Regions from separate parts of the Homo sapiens genome. Here region 2 is linked to region 1. A link is an interaction called in ENCODE POLR2A ChIA-PET data of the cell type or tissue named here. Cell type or tissue: Caco-2. All regions are shown on one strand. Links, peaks and the distances in the headings refer to the core of each region. The heading gives the core; the rest is flanking DNA.

Region 1 (11,150 bases), core at 1-8,000:
TATCAGACAGATGGAGATTATAATATCTACTTATCTCAAAGGGGGTTGAGTATCACATAAGATCATAGTTGCCAAAGTGCTTTGTGAAGGAAGAGGACAGAGGCTCATTTTAGAGTAGTGTGCTGGACAGTCTGTGGGAGACCCTAGGGATCAGAGCTACCTGAGATGTTGCTTAACAGCAGATGAAGGAAGCTTGACCGGGAATCCACACTTATTTTAACAAGCCCCCAAATGATTCTCTGGGACACTAAAGTTTGAGAAATAACAGGTTACAGCATTGCTTCTCAAATGTTAACATACTCATGGAGATCTTGTTAAAATGGAGATTTGAATTCACTGGGTCTGGAAGAGAGTAGCAGGCACGCTAAGATTTTGCATTTCTAATAAGCTCCCAGGGGAGGCCACATGCTACTGGTCCATGGACCACGTTTGAGTGACAGGGGCTTGGAAGATCTATCCCCACTGGAACAAATTAGATTTGTTTTGTTTCTGGTTGCACCCCCCAACTTCAGAGAGTGTTTTCCATAAAGCCCAGGGTCTTAGTATTGGTACAAAATTATTTGAACTACTCAAAACCAAATTGAAATACACTTCCTATCACAGGCAAAGCAGCAGCATTCTTTTTAGATACGGATAGCATATGTTTAGCATGTGAAAAAATAATTTATTACTACTGAGTGAGTCCTATTTAAAAGCGTGCAAAGCATTTTATATACATTATCTCTAATCTCCACCCTGCCCCTAAAAAGGTGGATATTCCTGTTCTGTAGATAAGGAAATGGTGACTTAAGTAACTTGGTCAAGGTCACACGGCTAGTTAGGTGTTACCGCAGGGATTCTGATTTTGCTCCATCAGGATCCAAAGCCCATGAGTCCTCCATACTCCCTCAGAGTGTTAGATATGATTGTGATACGAAATGTATCAGCTTGGGAATCAAGAAAAAAGCGGGGGAAAAGTGTTTTTTGAGTTTAAAGTTCTGCTGAGGCAGATTGCGAATGGTGGTGGGGTTGGGGGATAAGATTCATTAGTGATCTATGTTGCCTCATGGACAAAACATGCAGATAGCATCCTTATTAATGGTTCCCATAAATCTAGTAATGCAGATGGAAAAAAAGGACACTAGTGACCAGCGTGCTGATTATAAACACTGCCACCTACCCTCAGGCTCAACCAACGAAGAGGAAAAATTCATCCTGACACTTGGGGCCTGTTAACTTCCTCCCTCTCTCGCATGAGGTTTCTATAATCTTAAAAGTTCATACCAAACATAGGTTTATCCTTCTACGTTATGGCATAACTACCAGACCTCCATACCGCTAATGCTGCTTGCACCTGAAAAAAATGTACTATTTAGTCAAATACCTTGAAAACGTACTGATTTTGAAGGCTCTGAGTAACAAAATTTTCTATACTTTTCGTGAGATTGATCTTTATGCACTGCGGTAAAGATGCGTAGAGAAAGCAGTCAGATAGTTACTCAGGTGTTCCAAATGGGGGAAAATAGTTACAAAATAAACCACCCAGGCAATTACCATCCAGTATCTTTAGCACTCAATGATCCACGGGTGGAGGATACAGGGTTAACGTTTTTTAACATCAGGTCTCTCCACAAATAGCCCGCTGTAGCTTAACTGTTACGTTTTCTAAAGATTCATCTTTATAAACAGTACAATTATTTCCCTTTGTAATACAAACAGAAACAATTAGAAAGCAACATCTCCTGCAATTAAGATGTATGTACAGTATTAGTATAAAACCAAAGAGTGATATTTGAGCTATTCAGGATTATAAATTGATTTTGTCCCTGTGGTATTCTCTACAAAGGGTGTTTCAAAAATAAAGACTGAAATCTAAAAATATATCTTTGGTTTGAAAACTTACTTAAAAGCATTTTTAGAGAGTGTGTGTTTTAAACAGGGGGTATGAAATTGCATCGGGAGCCTAGATTTCAAACTAAGCATTTCTTATTTCACTCCCTAACCACAGAACAGTTCAGATCTCAGATTCAAACCAGAGGGCCACAGAAACCAATTTGAGATTTTCCGAAGAGACTTCACTGAAACGTATGGACAAAAACATGTTTGCGATGAGTCATATTTTATAGGACCTTAATGGCCAATAAATGCCTTATGTGTCTTTCTTCCTACATTCAGTATCACTCCCAAGCAAGCTGGTGACATATTTTCCAGGCCTTGATAATTTTTATACCGTTACCAGATCTCGGTTACTAAGATTCATGAACAAAACCCTTTCTTGCGCTAATTTTTTAATGCCATCTAAATGAAGAGAACGCGATTCTTTCCAAACTAACTCTCCCCAACCAGGCAGTTAATGCCCTTCGCCAGAATAAGGGCGCGATACTTTTAAGACCCCAAAGAGAAGCTCAGGTGCTTTGGGGGTACTACAAGTAAAAAGACAGTGGGAAAGGTTCCTGGAGAGCCGCTTTGGGGGAAAGGCAGACATAACAACAGGATATGTTCGTTTCTAGAGGAAGCAGGAGCTGCAATAGCCCCGGAGCAGGAAAGGCGGAGTCAGCAGCGCCCAAAGGAAACGGGCGCGCCAGGGTTTGCTGGAACCGGGGTTGCTTAGGGGTTCTCGCCCCGTCTAGTCCGAGACTGCTGAGCACCTCGCCCCCGGGGGACCAAGCTCAGGCCTCCTGGCACTAGTGGTTATAAAGAGGTACCCATATGCTCTCTGCCGCCCCTGCCAAAAAAAGGGCCACGGAGGGGAAGAGAAAAAGCACACACCAGGCGCCGCGGCAGGTGAACTTGTCAACAAGTCAACCCTGGACGCAAGTCCCTGCCCACCAGGGAGCTCGGGGTCCTGGGGCCGGAGCCGCCGGGAAGGCGAGGCGCGCGGTGGGTGGGTGGGGTGGGCTGGCATGGGTGCCGGTGCTCCCAGCGCTGGGGCCGGAGCGCGGAACGCTTCCCTACCGCTCCCCCGGGGCTGACGCACGCTCTCACGGCGCGCGCATCCTCCAGACCTTCCCAGGCCGGAGGGAGGAGGGGAGGGGAAGGGGCTGATGCGGTTCCCGCACCGGGATCCGGGACCCGAGGAGGCGACTCGCCTATCACGCGCCGCCCGCGGAGGGCAGAGAAGGCAGCTCCTACCAGGCGTCCCCGACCGTCCCGGCTGCCGGGCGTCTCCTGCTGCTTCCTGCAGCCCGCCCGGCGCGCCCCCGCCCCGACCCCGGAGGGCAGGTACCTCGGAGCCCCGGCCCCCAGGAGCCTCCCGGCCGCGGTCGGAGCGTCCCTCCGGATCACTCATCCGACGTCAGCGTCAGCCGAAGGCGAGGGAAAGGGGCGGGGGGAGCGCAGGAACCGGCCCTTCCTGCGGCGGCCGCCACCAGCCGGAATAGCAACCGGCGGAGCCCGTGCGCACCGCAGCGCAGCGCAGCGGCCGGGGGGTGCGGGCGCCCTCGCCGCCCGGCTACCTACCGCCGCCTGGGCGCCGCCGCTGCCTCCCTTCCCCGCTTCTACCCTCCAGCAGACGCCCGCCGGAGCGACCCCTCCCAGGGTGACCGGGGGAAGGTGGGTGGCGTTGACCTCACCTTGCTTGGGGAGGGTCGGGGACTCGGGGAGTGAGTTTCTCTCTCTCTACTCCCCGGGGTCTCTCCTCGACCCCCATCTCCTGGGGTATCCCCCGCTCGGATCCGCCGCCCAGAGTGACCCCGCCCCTGCTCTCCGGCAGGTGTTCCACGTGGCCATAGCGTTTGCGTCACAATGACCTGGCGGACAGGTGGGAGCCACAGCGTACACCCCAGGGTTCCCTCTGTGCTGTGCGTAGTGCCTACTGCTTGCTTCCAGGTTAAATTTCTGTAGCTTTAGAGGACAGGAGACTTCATGACTTCACTGCCAAGAAAAGTTACAGAGGCCTGCTGTACCTGGAAATCAAGTTTGAGCTTCGAGAATAAAGGTCATGTTTTAAAAACAGCTGTGTATGTATAGGTATATGTTTTTCATTTCCATATATTTCTGTATCTTTTATTTTTAAGTTATTGCCATTTGTAGCAGTTTCATCTTCTCTTATCCTTTGTCACCAGGAAAGAACCAAACCATTGTTTCTAGAGACCCTGCAGTATACAGATCACAGGAAGAAAAAGTGTTGGCATAGCTGCTTCCTAATATTATCTATGTGGAAATGAAACCTCAATGTAGTATGACTTCATCCCTAGTTATGTTATACATTTATAAATAAGTTCATTCAGTCGTCGCTGAAACAATTTAAAAGGGCCGAATGATAGTTATTGAGTAATGATGCTGACGAATCAGAAATCCTGCGCTAACATGGATGGAGTGCTAGCTCTATGTCCGGCACATGCTGTATGCTTTATATTTAATCCTTACAGCAACCCAATACTGTAGATAAAATCATTATCCCGATTTCACAGATGAAGACACTGCCCAGAGTGCCATAAAGAGATTATTGAGCAGGGATTTGAATCTGAACCAGGAGACTTAGCTTAATCTCAAGATAGCATGGTGTCTTGCCAGAATGGATGGAGAAAAAGTATAGAATATGTTGACATTTTAATAGAAAGATAATAAGATACCTCCAGAAATTTACATAACCTTTAAAGTTATTCTTTGGGGATTCTGTTTGTCATAGATTTGAGCCTGTCCTAGTCTTAACACGAATTTTGGAGCTGAGTAAACATCTCCTTAGTAAGTGTGTATGAGTAAACAAATCATGAATATGGTCTACAAAATAGCAAATTGTTGAAAAGCTAAGATTCAGGAGAAATTTTCAGAGAGAAAAGCATTGCTTATATATATTTGGCTTTTATAAAAAAAAATTCAAACTAACGTGTTAACAACGCAAGCCAAATGATTTTGCTGTAAGAAAAAAAACCCAAAGCCTTTAAAATGAGAAAGTCTTCCTTACAAAAGAAAGATGATTAAGATATGTTAAGATACATTGATTCCAAGAACTGTAAATTTATGTGTAAAAAGCTATTATCGGGAGTTAAAAGGATAAAGAGATTATTATTCTTTAACAGAATGAAGTGCCGTAATGAACATCATAGGTGCCCGATAAATGTTGACTGAGCGTTATCATCAGTTAATTGAAGCATTGAGAAAGGACTAAATCACCTGAAAAGTTTTTCCTGACTCTGTAATGTTCTCCTTTCTACCAGTTACATGAAAACTTAATCAGAAGCCCCATTGGTCAAAGGCTGGCTTTGGGGCAAATATTTAAATCTGTTACAAAACAGCCAGTAGAATGGGAGGTTGTGTGTGTGTTCAAAGTATCCCCTCAAAATGCAGATGATTGGAACAAAAGCATGAAGGGAAAAAACGGGGACAGCTGAGCTGCAACTGATTACGCAGTTTTCTTTTATGCTTTCTGAATTCCAAGGTGAAAACGATGACTGTGAGTCTAACCTGTTACAGAGGCTAAAAGTGGCTTCAAAAGCAATGTCTAAAAGAGAACAAATACATGATACAAGCATTATGTAGTCAACATGGCACTGAAATTCTTTGGGCTCCCGGAGAGTTTAGGAGAAAACCTTAACTGATTTTTCTTCATTCTAATTATTGTCCTAACACTTAGCATAATATTTGAGAAAGGAAATAATAGACAACTCCTGCTCATTCTCCATCACCACAATGAGTACTTTTCCTTCCCCTTAAATAAAATGGCTCCATCAATAACACTTGCATTTGTTTCTGAATAACCAGCTGTTGTTTCCATCTTGCAGAACACCAGTAAGGTGCTAGTGAGAACCCGAAACAGTTTCTAAGGAGAATGGCTATTGAATGATGGGATCAGAAATTAGGAGAGAAATAAGGTGCGTTTTCCAGTGTACAACAGGATGACAAAATTTTCTATGAAAAAAATCTTTACATATTCAATTCAATAATTTTTTCAAGAGCTTCCCAGATTCAAGATATGCTAATAGGACCACAAGAGTTGGATTTGTGTTAAGCTACTAACAGAGACTTGGAATAGCGGTGGATTAAATGAAATAGGGCTTTATTTTTTCTCACTTAAATTGGAAGGTAGGCAGTCTAGGGCTGGTGCGATCTCCACTGTGTCACTGGGCTGTTGCCCTTCTGTCATTCTATTCTGCCATCCTAGGCAAAGCAAGATTGCCCAAAGGTAAACCCAGGCGAGGATGTAAATTGGTGGTGGAAACTGCTGGTGGGAAAGTAAAATGGTGCAACCACTTTGGAAAACAGTCTGAAAGTTCCTTAAACGATTAAACATAGAGCTACCATGTGACCCAACAATTCCACTCCTAGGTCTATATCCAAGAGAAATAAAAACCTATGTCTACACAAAAACTTGTACACAAATGTCTATAGCAGCATTATTCAAAACAGTCAAAAGGTCAAAGCTGTCCTGCTGTAGACAAATGAATAAACAAAATGTAGTATATTCATGTAATGGAATATTCAGCCATGCAAATGAATGAAATACTGACATATGCTACAACTTAGACAAAACTTGAAACATTATGCTGAGTGAAGGAAGCCAGTCACAAATATATTATTCCATTCATATGAAAGTCCAAAATAGAGAAATCTGTACAGGCAGAAAGTACAATAGTGATCATTTAGGGCTGGAGAGAGTATGGGTGAATAGGGAGTGAGATCTAAAGAGTATAGAGTTTCTTTATCTTCTTTTTTTCTTTTTTCTTTTTTCTTTTTTTTTGAGACAGAGTCTTGCTCTGTCCTGCAGCATGGAGTGCAGTGGCACAATCTCGGCTCACTGCAACCTTCGCCTCCCGGGTTCAAGTGATTCTCCCGCCTCAGCCTCCTGAGTAACTGGGATTACAGGCATGCACCACCATGCCCAGCTAAGTTTGGTATTTTTTGTTTGGTTGGTTTTTTTTTTTTTTTTTTTGAGACAGAGTCACACTCTGTTGCATAGACTGGAGTGCAGTGGCACGATCTCAGCTCACTGCAGCCCCCATCTCCTGGGTTCAAGGGATTCTCCTGCCTCAATCTCCTGAGTAGCTGGGACTACAGGCATGTGCCACCATGCGCAGCTAATTTTTGTATTTTTAGTAGAGACAGGGTTTTGCCATGTTGGCCAGGCTGGTCTTGAACTCCTGACCTCAAGTGATCCACTTGCCTTGGCCTCCCAAAGTAGTAGGATTAAGAGTTTCTTTTTCATGTGATGAAAATGTTTTAAAATTGACTGGTGTTGTTTACAAATATCTGCCATATGCTAAAAACCATTGAGTTGTGCATTTTACAATTCATTGTGAATTAGTGGTATGTGAATTATGTCTCAGTAAAGCTGTTTAAAAAGTAAAAAAAAAAGGGGTTCATAGTTTTATTGGCACACACACACACATGTGTGCACACATGTACACAGTAAATCCAGTATCTTCCTCAGGAATAGTTACAAGGTAAGAACCATACAACAAACCCCCAAATATGTGACTTATTTTCAGATTTCTGGATACTATTCAAATTCTACTGGCGCTAAGAAGCTAATTATGAGGAAACAGGACAGAAAAATCTGTTAATGAAAGAGAAATATTTCAGGTCCATCCATTGGATACCTCATGATAATATAAAGAAAAGTTCCTGCTGCGCAAATATTTTGCAAGTGTGCTCTAGTCTTATAACATCTCAGCCTTCTTAGCTATCCCTGTTTAAATGAAGGAAGAAGCAGACTGCCTACCAAAACAATCCTTTTGGATAAGCGCAAACACAGATAATAATGAATTTTATGGAATTGAACTTAATAATAACAAGGAGGTAAAGTGATAAGTTTGTCCTGATAAGTTAATATTAATGGAGGATACCACTGAAGGTAAAACAAAACCAGCTCCCCACTCTACCCGCCCCAAATCTGCACTTGCAGTAAAACCCCCCCGCAAAAAAACAAAATAAGAATTATGACACTAAAGCCCCAAAATTCTATCTTAATTCTTCAAAAAGAACACTCATTTCAGAGATATTTTCAAATTAATGCCAGTTATTTTGAATGAGCAAATTATAGGAATATTCATATAGGAAATAAGTTTTTCAGGAGCTATTTAATGGTCTTATGTCTTAAGGGATCCTTTTAGCTGAGTAATTCCAAGGCTTCTTAGTGTTTGCCAAGTTACTGTCCCTCTTCTCCCTCTGAGGTAATCTAAAATGAATTAAATTAGCAATGTATTTCATCTCATGTGACTGAAACAGTGTCATATTCCTAATACATAGGAATATATATTTATTTGTTTCAAGTGGAACTTAATCCATAGGCCATCTCTGATTTGACGTTGATTATCATGTAGACTGAATTCACTAATATCTCTCTTGCATGTATATGTATTTATATAAATTATATATGGACATACAAATACAAACTACTCATTTACATATGATCTGGTCTATTTTATTGCATTGTTGATACATATTTTTGATGTTCTCAATGTTCCTTATGGTCTTAGATCTCAGCCAGCGTGAGCAAGTGAGGCAGAATGCCCCTTTCTCTTGGTGTGTGGATACTGTAAGGCAAATGAACCCTCTACCATTCCTTCTAGACAGATGTTTATAAGCCCCTACAGTTCTGCAATCTTTTTATTTCCTGATTCACGTTTGGCAGCATCATAAGTACTCATTGTACCTGTTCTATAGTAGGGGATGTTGAGACAGAGCTTAAGCTATTATCATTATCAATGTGTTTAATAAGAGCCGTACATATAAATCTCTCCAGAGCTCAGCTCATTAATAAGAAAAACAATCACTTTCTCTTTAGAGTTGCTGAGAGATTAAAATTAGATAATCTAGAAGAACAAACTTAGAAAAAATGATGTTTAAAAATTATTAAAATCGGCCAGGCGCGGTGGCTTGCGCCTGTAATCCCAGCACTTTGGGAGGCTGAGGCGGGTGGATCACGAGGTCAGGAGATGGAGACCATCCTGGCTAACACGGTGAAAACCCGTCTCTACTAAAAATACAAAAAATTAGTCAGGCACGGCGGCGGGCGCCTGTAGTCCCAGCTACTCGGGAGGCTAAGGCAGGAGAATGGCGTGAACCCGGGAGGCTGAGCTCGCAGTGAGCGGAGATAGAGCCACTGCAGTCCGGCCTGGGCGAAAGAGCGAGACTCCGCAATTTCTACAGGTGTTATAAATTTAAAGGGTGTTATAAATGTAAAGAAAGATTACATCAAATTTTATTAATAAAAATAAAGTCATTTATTCCTGGATTGTGTAATCCTTAAAAACAAATTTGGATTTACTCAAGAATATGGACTAATTTGGCCAGTTTAATTCCTGTGACATTTGTACTTTCTATGTAGCAAAACAAAGCTTTTGTTATACCCTCAGCAGAGCTAGTTATATCTTTAGGCAGATTTGTGTGTGCATGTGAAAATAGAACAAATGTTTAATTAGTAGCATTAACTTTTATTAATTAAAATTAACTTCCTTTCCTTTCAAAATTAAGGCTATAATGAAGAGAGGAGCCTTGTTTTACACTAAAAGAAAGGTAATTATTTTCATTATCACATCAGCTTAGATTTCTGCATAAATAATGCTGCTCTCCATCTCACCACCCCTAGTATCATCCATTGGAACTTCTGCAAGAAAATGCTGGTGATGGCATCAAAATGGGACTTTTTTTTTTTTTTTTTTAATTCACTGCAGTTGGAGAATTTTGTCATGTGCCATAGAGTAGAATCCTGCTTCTGACTAGGAACTATGCTGGAGTTTGGCCTAGCATAAGCCCAGAGTTCACAGCTGAGCCCTAGTCTTCATAGATGTAGAGCTAATGACTCCTCAGAGGGTCACACTGTCCAATAAAGAACAGGATTTAACTAAAAAATTAGGATGAAACTCTCTTGGTTCTTCGTATAGCTCGCTCCCCCTACACAGGGACAATTGGGAAGAATCACTGAAAATTCGGGTGCAGATAATTAAGGTAGTTCAGGTGAAACATGGACAAACATTTGGTTTAATCATGGAATAAGAGGCTGAATTGCAACTGCAATTCCTGTTTCTTAACCGTCAATCTGATGAGCTTTTCCTCTTCCAGTTTTAACTCAGTCACAAACTTGTTTGGCAGATACTGTTAATCATTTCCCCAATATTTATTCTTCCCCTTTTCTACAGTAATATAAGTTTCAGTTGAGCACATTATTGCTAAGTTACATTGGTTTTAGCTTCCCTTGTTGCAAGGTGTGGTCATGTGACTAGGTTGTAGTGAATAGGATATGATGGAAAGACATGCATATAACTTTTGTGTCCTGCCCTTGAAAGAAACACATCCTAATCTTTACTTTCTCCCTTTCCCACTGGTTAGATCGCCTTTGGCCATGCAGGTGAGGGCAACACCTTGGGAATGGCAAGGAACCTGGGCCTCTGACCCCCCTGAGCTGCCATATTGCCTTGGCCCTTCTGCCTGGATTGTTTTATGAGAAGGAAATAAAGTCACTATATTTTAAAAATATTATTGCAGCTCAGCCTTTATCCTCATCAATCCAGTTGTCTGCCCCATGACATTGGATTGGACCTTCATTTCTCATGAAGTTTGTATTCTGAAACAATGATTCTCGATCTGTGGGTCCCAGGACCATGAGGGTCTGTGGTGGTGACACAAAGGATCCTAGGATTCAAATCCCTAACAAGTAATGCCCACAAACAGAACCACTTGCTTGACAAACAGAAACAACACTTTTTGGAATGTATATGATGTGATTACAAAATAAAATTTATTTAAAACCATTAATGTATTTCTTGAAATGAAGGTATGTTATTGATGAGTCTCTTAGCTTTGTACATCTGAAAAATTCTATTTCGCTTTTGTTTTTGAAAATTTTTTTACTGCTAAGGAAATTTATATTGACTTTTTTTCTTTCAGTACTTTTAAAGATTTTGCTTCATTGTTTCCTGGCTTGCATTGTTTTCAATGAGAAATCTTCTATTATCATTATTTTTGGCCCTCTTTTTTTTTTTTCAATGGTTGCTTTAAAGACTTTTTTTTCCCTATCATTGGTTTTAAGCAGTTTGATTATGATGTCCTTAGTGTTGTTTATTCTTACATTTTTGGCTTTGCTGAGCTTCTTGGAGCTGTGGGCTTATGGTTAAAATTAAACTTTGAAAAACTCTATCCATACCCAGAATAGCCAACACAATATCAAAGGAGAAAAACAAAGATGAGGGACTGATACTACCTGACTTCAAGACTTACTATAAATATGCAGT
Region 2 (8,000 bases), core at 1-8,000, 61 kb after region 1:
CACAAGGTAGCCAAGCAGAAGGACCAGAGTTACACTTAAATCAGCCTCCCTGAGAATTCAGAGGCTAGGGCTTTTCAAGGATAGTTTAGTAGGCAGGGGACTAGGGAATGGGTACCGCCAATTGGTTAGGGATGCAATCATAGGTGTGTGGGGATTGGTCCTCATGCTGAGTCTGCCTCTGGGTGGGGGACCACAGGACTGGTTGAGTCATAAGTCATGAGTACAGGTGGGGTCAGTTAGTTGCCAGAATGCAAAAATCTGAAAAACATCTTGAAAGACCAAACTTAGGTTCTACAATAGCAATATTATCTATAGGAGCAATTGGGGAAGTCACAGATCTTATGACCTCTGACCAAATGACTCCTGAGCAGTAAGGGGTTATAGAAACTATGTTTACATTTTAGCAGAATTCAAGTCCTTCCTGTAATTCCTGATCTTGTGTCCTTTCATTAGTCTTGCAAAGGTGGTTCAGCCCCCGAACAAAGAGGGGATTAATTTTAGGGAGGGATGATTATCATGCTTGCTTCAAAGTTAAACTATAAACTAAATTCATCCCATAGTTAGCTTGACCACACCTAGGAGTGAGTGAGGACAGCCCACCTGTGAGGCTAGAAGCAAGATGGAATCTGCCATGTTAGATTTCTTTCACTGTCATGATCTTTGCAAAGGTGGTTTCACTCTTATATCAAAAGGTGAAGCAGAAGATAGGAAAATCCTCAATGTGCCATCTCTGTAGACTGGCCAGAACCACTCTATGGTCAGTGGTCTCTTATCAGGAAGGAATGCTGTTTAGTTACTGTGTTGTAACTGCGAAAGGGAGGGGAGTCCAGTTGCAAGTCTGGTTGCAGCCTCAGATGATTGGCTAAAGGTGATAAAGGAATGAGTCTCCCATTTCTTGTTTTCCAGAGCTGGTTTCTTCTTACTCCTTAGGAAAGAATTCTGATTCAAGGTTAATAAAAAAGGGGCATACTGAGGCCTGTCTGACCTCCCATCCCATCATGGCTGGGAACTTAGTTTTTAAGGTTTCTGTGGGGTCCCCTTTGCCAAGAGGGGATCTGTTCAGTCAGTTGGGGGGCTTAGGATTTGCTTTTTGTTTCTCGGGTCTGTTGAAACGTTGCCTCTTCAGAGAAGCCTATTCTGATAGCCTTTCCTAAAATAACCCCACCTAATCCCCAATTATACTCTATTCCCATATATGTATTATTTTTCTATAACAGTTTTTGTAATCTATAATTATATATATATGTTTATTTATTTATTATTTTCTGTTTCTCACACTCCCATGGTATCTCCATGATGTAAAGCATTTTGTTTGCCTGATTTACCTTTGTAGCCCCAGGATATAGAACAGTTCCTGGCACTAGTTGGCACTCCATAAATATTTGTTGAATAAATTGCAAAATAGTCTTATAAGTGCATTTTACTATTTGGCAGAATTATTGCCATTTCATTCTTCTTGGCTAATGAATAGTGACTGTGGGGTAATTTAATCTTCTTAAATTAACTGTGAGCACTTGATTGGGATTAAGCAAATTCCAAATTTACTTGATTGTAGTACGAGGAATTATTTTGACCTTTTCAGAAGTGTGACTTTTTCAGTTACTACCATTTTTATTAAATCATTGTGTAAAAATGAAATCTCTGGTCTTCCCTAACAGATGCAATTTAAATTATTTGGAATAGTTGAAGAAGATAAAGAACCAAGGAAAGGGTTTTCTCTCAATATTTATAGTCTAACAATTTTTGATGAATGTATTTTCTGATTCATAGCACATTTTATCAGTTTGGTAAGAATATAGTATAATGATAGAACTACTATGGTGTCACAGTTGCAAAGGCATATGGTGAGGGAGGCATTCACCTTGACTGGACAGGGCTTTGGATGTAATAGTGGTGAGACTAATAGGATAAATAAAATGGCTATAAATTCTCCACATTAAAATCTATAGGGTAGTGCTGAGACAGCAATATTAGCATCATGTAGGCACTTGAAGGGGTGTCTGTAGTGAACCCTGTATTCTTGAGGGAAAAATTCAGTGTTCATAGATATTTATAATCATCTAGGGTTTTGCTCTGGGTTGGTTCTATGGATGCACTTGTTGGCTTCTGTGGTCAGGCATCTTCAGAAGCAGCCTTACAGCAAGGTGAGCCAAAAGTTGCCAACAGCATTCCCAGAAGCTTGACTAGACCAGGACATTAAGGAGATCACATAAATACACTCCTCTCCCTACCTCCAGCCCATGCTAAGCGTGCCTCATGGTTGCATTTAACTGAGTCCTCGATTCTTCCAAGCCTGGTTTATCCATGTTTTTCCAACAATTATTAAAAGAGGGCAACATATTAGCTTTGGAACATTTTCCTTGCTGAATCCATTGAATTGGACAGAGCCTAAAGTGACCCTCACTGGTTTTCTACTTCCTGGTATCTACACCTTTGTGTAATACCCTCCCTTTGAGTGTAGGTGAAATCTGCAGCTTACTTCTAACTAATAGAGTAAGCCAGAGATGATGGAATGTCATCAAGGTGACTGTTATATTATGTGACGACAAGAGATTATTCTGCACGGGCTAGACTAATCAGATTAAAGTCCTTAAAAAGAAGGACTGGGCCCTATCTGAGGTGAGATACTCTCCTGTTGGACCTGAGGAGGCAAGCTGCTAAGATGTGACCTGCCTTTGCAGAGGGCCATATGGCAGGGAACATACAAGTCCTACAACTTGCAAGGAACTAAATTCTGCCAACCACCCAGTGAGCTTGGCAGAGGATTCTGGGTTCCAGAAAGGAACATAGCCCAGCTAACACTTTGATTGCAACCTTCCAGCAAGGATCCAGCTAAGCTGTCCTCAGACTCCTGGCCCACAGAATCTGTGAGCTAATAAATGTGTGTTCTTTTAAGCTGCTGAATTTTTTGTATTTTATTATTCAGCAATAGAAAACAAATACAGATATCAATTCTGTTCACATGCACATGCAAAACAGCATTACATATGAGTTTTGTGATGTCAAGTATATTGTAACCACGTTACATGTGAGAATAGGTTTGAGAGGGATTCTCTGTCTTCTAAAGTTAATGTGGGAAACACTGTAATGTGATGTAGGACAGGTGTGGGAAAGGTGTCTGTAAAAAATAAGGTTAAAGACAAGTTATTTGGGAAGATATGGATTTCTGTTATGAAACAAAGAGCTTTGGAAGAAAAGTAACCCTAGAGTGAATGTCAAATAAAATTTACAGGAGGCCATGGGTTTGGACTGAGCTCCTGCAGTAGGCCCCAGTAGACCAACCAAAATGGAGTTTCTCATGCTAAAGTTTCATGTTACCAAACTGAAACAGTTGTTTATCTGATCTTCCAGGTAATCAGGAGAGAGATAATAGTCAAATCTCCAAACAGACCAGTTTAGCCAGCACGATAAGGAAGTCTTCTCTGCTTTAACCTTACAAGGAAGGTAACTTGATGCTAAGCAACCCCCTTTTTGATCCTAGTTTCTGCTTTCTTCAGCCCTTTTCTGCCTATAAAGCCAAACTCCCCTGGTCAGCTGAATGGAGCACCTTTTCTAAAGTTTTAGAGGAGACGTCACCCTAATTCGTGAGTTGCAAATAAGAGTTAGTTAGATCATTTTGCTAAGTTTATTGTAATTTTGTCTTTTGATAAGAGTTCTTTGTGTTGCTTTTACATGTTGAAGTGAGAATCTGTCCCAACCATGTCACACCCCCACCTCAGTGGAGGAAAGGGGAAGGAGGTAAGGCCCTTGCTTAGAGGACAATGAGGACAACCCACTCCTTCCTTCTTTTGAGCAACACTCAGTGCAGAGGTGAAAAGCAATTTACAGTCTGTTTTCCAAGCTGGGAATTACCTGAAGGGATCAGTGGGTTCCTAAGTGTGTCAGTAGGGAGAGGTGGGAAACCTGGTTGGAGGTGGGGCAAAACTGCAGGAGGGGGAGAGCTGAAGGGAGATGGACACAAGAAGTGAAGCAAAGGAGGAAGAGTTGGGGATAGAAGGCCATGTCCCGGCAAGGCCTGGGGAAGGGTCAGGTCTTCCTTCTACTGTTCCACATGATCCTCCCCATCCCACACTCGTCATCAAAGGAGAAGAATGAGTCTTGTGTGACCTGAGGCTATAAGAGATCTGGACCAGTGACCACAACACCTGAATCCCTGATTCCCTTCCTTTCCTTTCAGTCTCCCAACACTTCTCCTGCCAATGCACAGGCACCCCAGGATGGCCCCCTTGGTAATTATTACTTCTCCAGTGAAGAATTGCTTGAACGTTGCCTGTGGCTGTGACTCATGGTGGCCATTTGTGTCCTTGTGATGTCTACCCACGGACAAGGCCTGGCTGGAGGAATGGTCAGGTGTACATCTCTTTGCCTCTGGAAGGTAGATGCCAGCACTTCAGCTCTTTAAAAAAGGAGTCATCACACAATTTCCAGATATAATTGAGACCACAAAGAAAACCATTAGAGGCCAACTGTGGTGGCCTGTAATCCCAGCACTTTGGGAGGCCGAGGTAGGAGGATCAATTGAGGCCAGGAGTTGGAGACCAGCCTGGGCAACACAGTGAGACCCTGTATACACAAAAAATAAAAAAAATTAGCTAGATGTGGTGGCACACACCTGTGGTCCCAGCTACCTGGGAGGCTGAGGCAGGTGGATCTCTCGAGCCCAGGAGTTTGAGGCTGCAGTGAGCCATGTTCATGCCGCTCTACTCCAGCTTGAGTGACAGAGCAAACAAGCAGAAAGAGAGAAAGAGAGAAAGAAAGGAAAGAAAGAAAGAAAGAGAAAGAAAGAAAGAAAGGATGGAAGGAAGGAAGGAAGGAAGGAAGAAAGGAAAGGAAGGAAAGAAAGAAAAGAAAACCATTAGAAACTCAACTGAGGATTTCCTGTGAGTCTGAAACTGAGACTGGGGAATATTCTCTGCCCTGACATGCTCTCTTCCCTCCCTCATCTCTGGGGTCTAATAGCAACCTAATCAAATGAGGCTGGCATTAACAAGAAGAAAGCATTGTCCTGAAGCAAAGGAGTCCATCCTCTCACATGAAAAATAGAACAACTTCCACTATGAACCAAAGAAATTTATATAAAAGCAATGATTATTCAACATGCAGATCATTCAAGATATAGGTAAATATTTAGAGAATGACAACAATTCCACTTAGAATCATTGGTGTCCCTTTCTAAGATATGCAAGTGTGGGAAACATGAGTTCTTAAACATAGAATCTAACCTTAGCCAATCCCTCAGCCCATTTCTGATCTGTCTCATCTTCAACGTCAGCCCTTGAATCTTAGAGATAAAATGATGCTCATTGTTTGGTAGAAAACAAAGGTGAAAATCTGGTGGTTGGTTTTTGGACAGTGTCACAATGTTCCTGCTTCAAAGTAATCCCCTCAAATTGACCTCATCATATTGTCCTTGGTATCTATATGGCCACATCAACACAGCTTCATCAATAGATTATGCACTCAAGACAGAAATTGGGCACAACATTACCTCCACACAAGAGTGGTTATTATACCATCTGCCCTTGTAAATGTCCACCACTGACATCCATGCTAATTAAATCAAGTTGATTAGAACTCAGCAATGACCTAATTCCATGTCTTACACATCAACAGCTGTTTGTGTATGCCAGTTAGCGGAACAGGGCAACCAAGCCACAGAAATAATTTAGGTGGCACTTTCTAAACAATGTAGATCAACTTAAAGTACATTCACTTGTGGTAAATGACTCATGGTGGACCAATGAGATCAAACCTATGATAACTAATGTTTACAAATGGAAGAGAATGTGACAAGGGTAAAAAATTGTTAATAGAGTTACTTAAATACTTCAGATAAATTAATCTAGTTAACAGCTACTTATTGAGCACCTACTATGTTCCAGGCATGAAAATCCCTACCTTCATGAAGCTTTCATTTACGTGGATGGAGAATAAAAACATTGAAAATTAAATATGTATTATGTCAGAAGGTGGTAAGTGCTATGAAGAAAAATAATCCAAGAAAGGGGAACATTTCACATCTAATCTGTCAGCTAATCCTGATGGTTTGCATTCAAAATATATTCAGAACCCATACTTTCTTCACTTCCACTGCTTGGGCCACATTACCAAAAGAATAATGCCCTAACCTCTTGATTGTTCTTCTTGCTTTAACTTGGCCCCTTTTAGTTTATTCTCAATACAGTAGCCAGAGTCATTCTGCTAAAAAGAAGTTAGATAATTTCATTCATCTCCTGTAAACATTCCAGCTGTTTACAATGTCATCCAGAGTACAACCCTGAGTCTTCAAAAAAGCCTCTGAGGTCTTGCATTGTCTAACCTCTGTGTGCTCTTTGTGTGCATCTCTTATTACTCTTCTCTCTGCTCCAGTCTCACTGGTCTGATTGCTTGTCCTTGAATGCTGGGCACCTCCTTCCTCATGGCCTTTGCTCTTGCAGTCGCTGTGCCTAGAAATCACCTTGTTTATTTTTAATTTTTATTTTTGCCTTGGATGCCACCAGCTCCCAAATCACCTCTGGTGTCTGCACTTCAAAGTGGAACATGTCGGGGCTTGACCCCATGATCACCTTTGACCAGTTTTGCCTGCCGTCTCATCAAGTACCGTGTGCCACATTAAAAGGGTGATAACACATGTGACATCTTGTCTTGCTCTGTTCATCACTCCCCCATCCAACTACCGAATGCTACTTTTCTCATTTCACCCTCACCTTCTGCCTTAGTCCTGTGCTATTATCTTCCTGATTGTGCCCTTCACTCCTTTGCGTGTGGACCCTGCTCCATTCTGGTAAAGAACACTGGACCTGCCATGGCAATGCACCTTCTTTCTGACTCAGACCCACGGAACATTTCTAACTGAAGGCTGTCACCAACCTCGCCCATGTTTCAAACATAGGAGGCAGGATTTGGACATGAGAGTATATTGATACATATAGACATTGAAAAATCCACATTATCAATTTGACTAGTTCAAGAAGCCACATTTCCTTTGAGTGATAGTAATAAATAGCAAAATGGGAACAAACATATACAATTTTACCTTACAGCTGGTAATGATCCATAGGGTGAAGTGGAAGTTCTTCACTCAGCTCCTTATTCTAGGAAAATCTTCCCTTCTCCCATCCCTTCCTCATTTCTGAAAAGGAGAAAATGTTATTTTGATTGCATATTTAGATGGTTAATTAGGCCACTCATGGTGGGGTTATTAACAGATGTGGCTCTCTGCAGAGATATGCACTTTTCTTGTCTACCTCTTGCTCCACACTGGAGCAATGTTAAATTCTGTTTTCTCTCATTCTCTTTGGCCCTGTCATGTTGCTGATCTTTGGGTAGTAAGAAGAAATATTCAGGTATGGGCTTGGAAGAAGGAAGAGGAAGTGGTTCAACTTAGCTTTCCAGAGTTCCATATAACAGTCTTATTTGTTACCTATATCTATTAATATACTTATCTTCCCCATGATGTCTGAGACCCCAGCTGGAAAGAATTGAATGCCTGGGGTGACTGATTAGCTGGAGGCTGAAATCATCTGGAGGCTTCGTTTCTCACATGTTTGTTGTTTGGGATGGTGACTTGAAGTCTGGGCTCAGCTGGGACACTGTCAACTGATGAGTCTATGTGCATCCTCTTGATACAGCTTGGACTTCCAACAATGATTTTTATTGTACATTAAAATGTAATATAGTACTATATAGTTCCTGAGTGATGAAAAACAGCTTTCACAAACCCCATATTTCAAAATCTCTCAGGCTGCGTTAAAAAAATGTTCGCTCTTATTTTCACACACACAACACTAATTGGGGTGTGTTTTATGTTACTTGGCCTACAGCAGATTATGAGTGGCAAAGTAGACACGCAAGGCTGGCTGCTACAGGCAGATGTACAGATAGTGCAGTGACTGTCAGATTAGTATTGGGGCTGCAGATTGTTTTTTTAATCAATTAAAGGAGGAATGAAATTATCACTGCAATTCAGAAAGAACAACAGTATGAGTCATTTAGTGTAA

Evidence for each region. Peaks named below come from ENCODE experiments on the same cell type or tissue, not always from the same donor. Only the 100,000 strongest peaks of a DNase experiment are listed, where the experiment ranks them.
Region 2: POLR2A ChIA-PET joins it to region 1 with 10 read pairs; 3 of 35 experiments call an interaction of 5 or more read pairs at or near these places.

Annotation. Positions count from the first base shown.
Region 1 is chr7:8,258,889-8,270,038 of GRCh38, forward strand. It overlaps ICA1 (islet cell autoantigen 1), which reads right to left and starts at 3,279. Exons shown (of 14, transcript NM_001136020.3): 1 at 3,206-3,279. ICA1-AS1 (ICA1 antisense RNA 1) reads left to right here and starts at 3,337. Exons shown (of 6, transcript NR_125740.1): 1 at 3,337-3,531; 2 at 3,692-3,938; 3 at 5,703-5,792. In Caco-2, for the core only: no CTCF peak of the experiment used is centred there; DNase peaks (open chromatin) are centred at 2,693, 3,263 and 3,703; H3K4me3 peaks cover 2,279 bases.
Region 2 is chr7:8,319,554-8,327,553 of GRCh38, forward strand. All of the region lies in intron 3 of ICA1-AS1 (ICA1 antisense RNA 1), which reads left to right. Among named protein-coding and RNA genes, the nearest start is that of ICA1-AS1, 61 kb to the left of the region's middle. In Caco-2, for the core only: no CTCF peak of the experiment used is centred there; no DNase peak of the experiment used is centred there.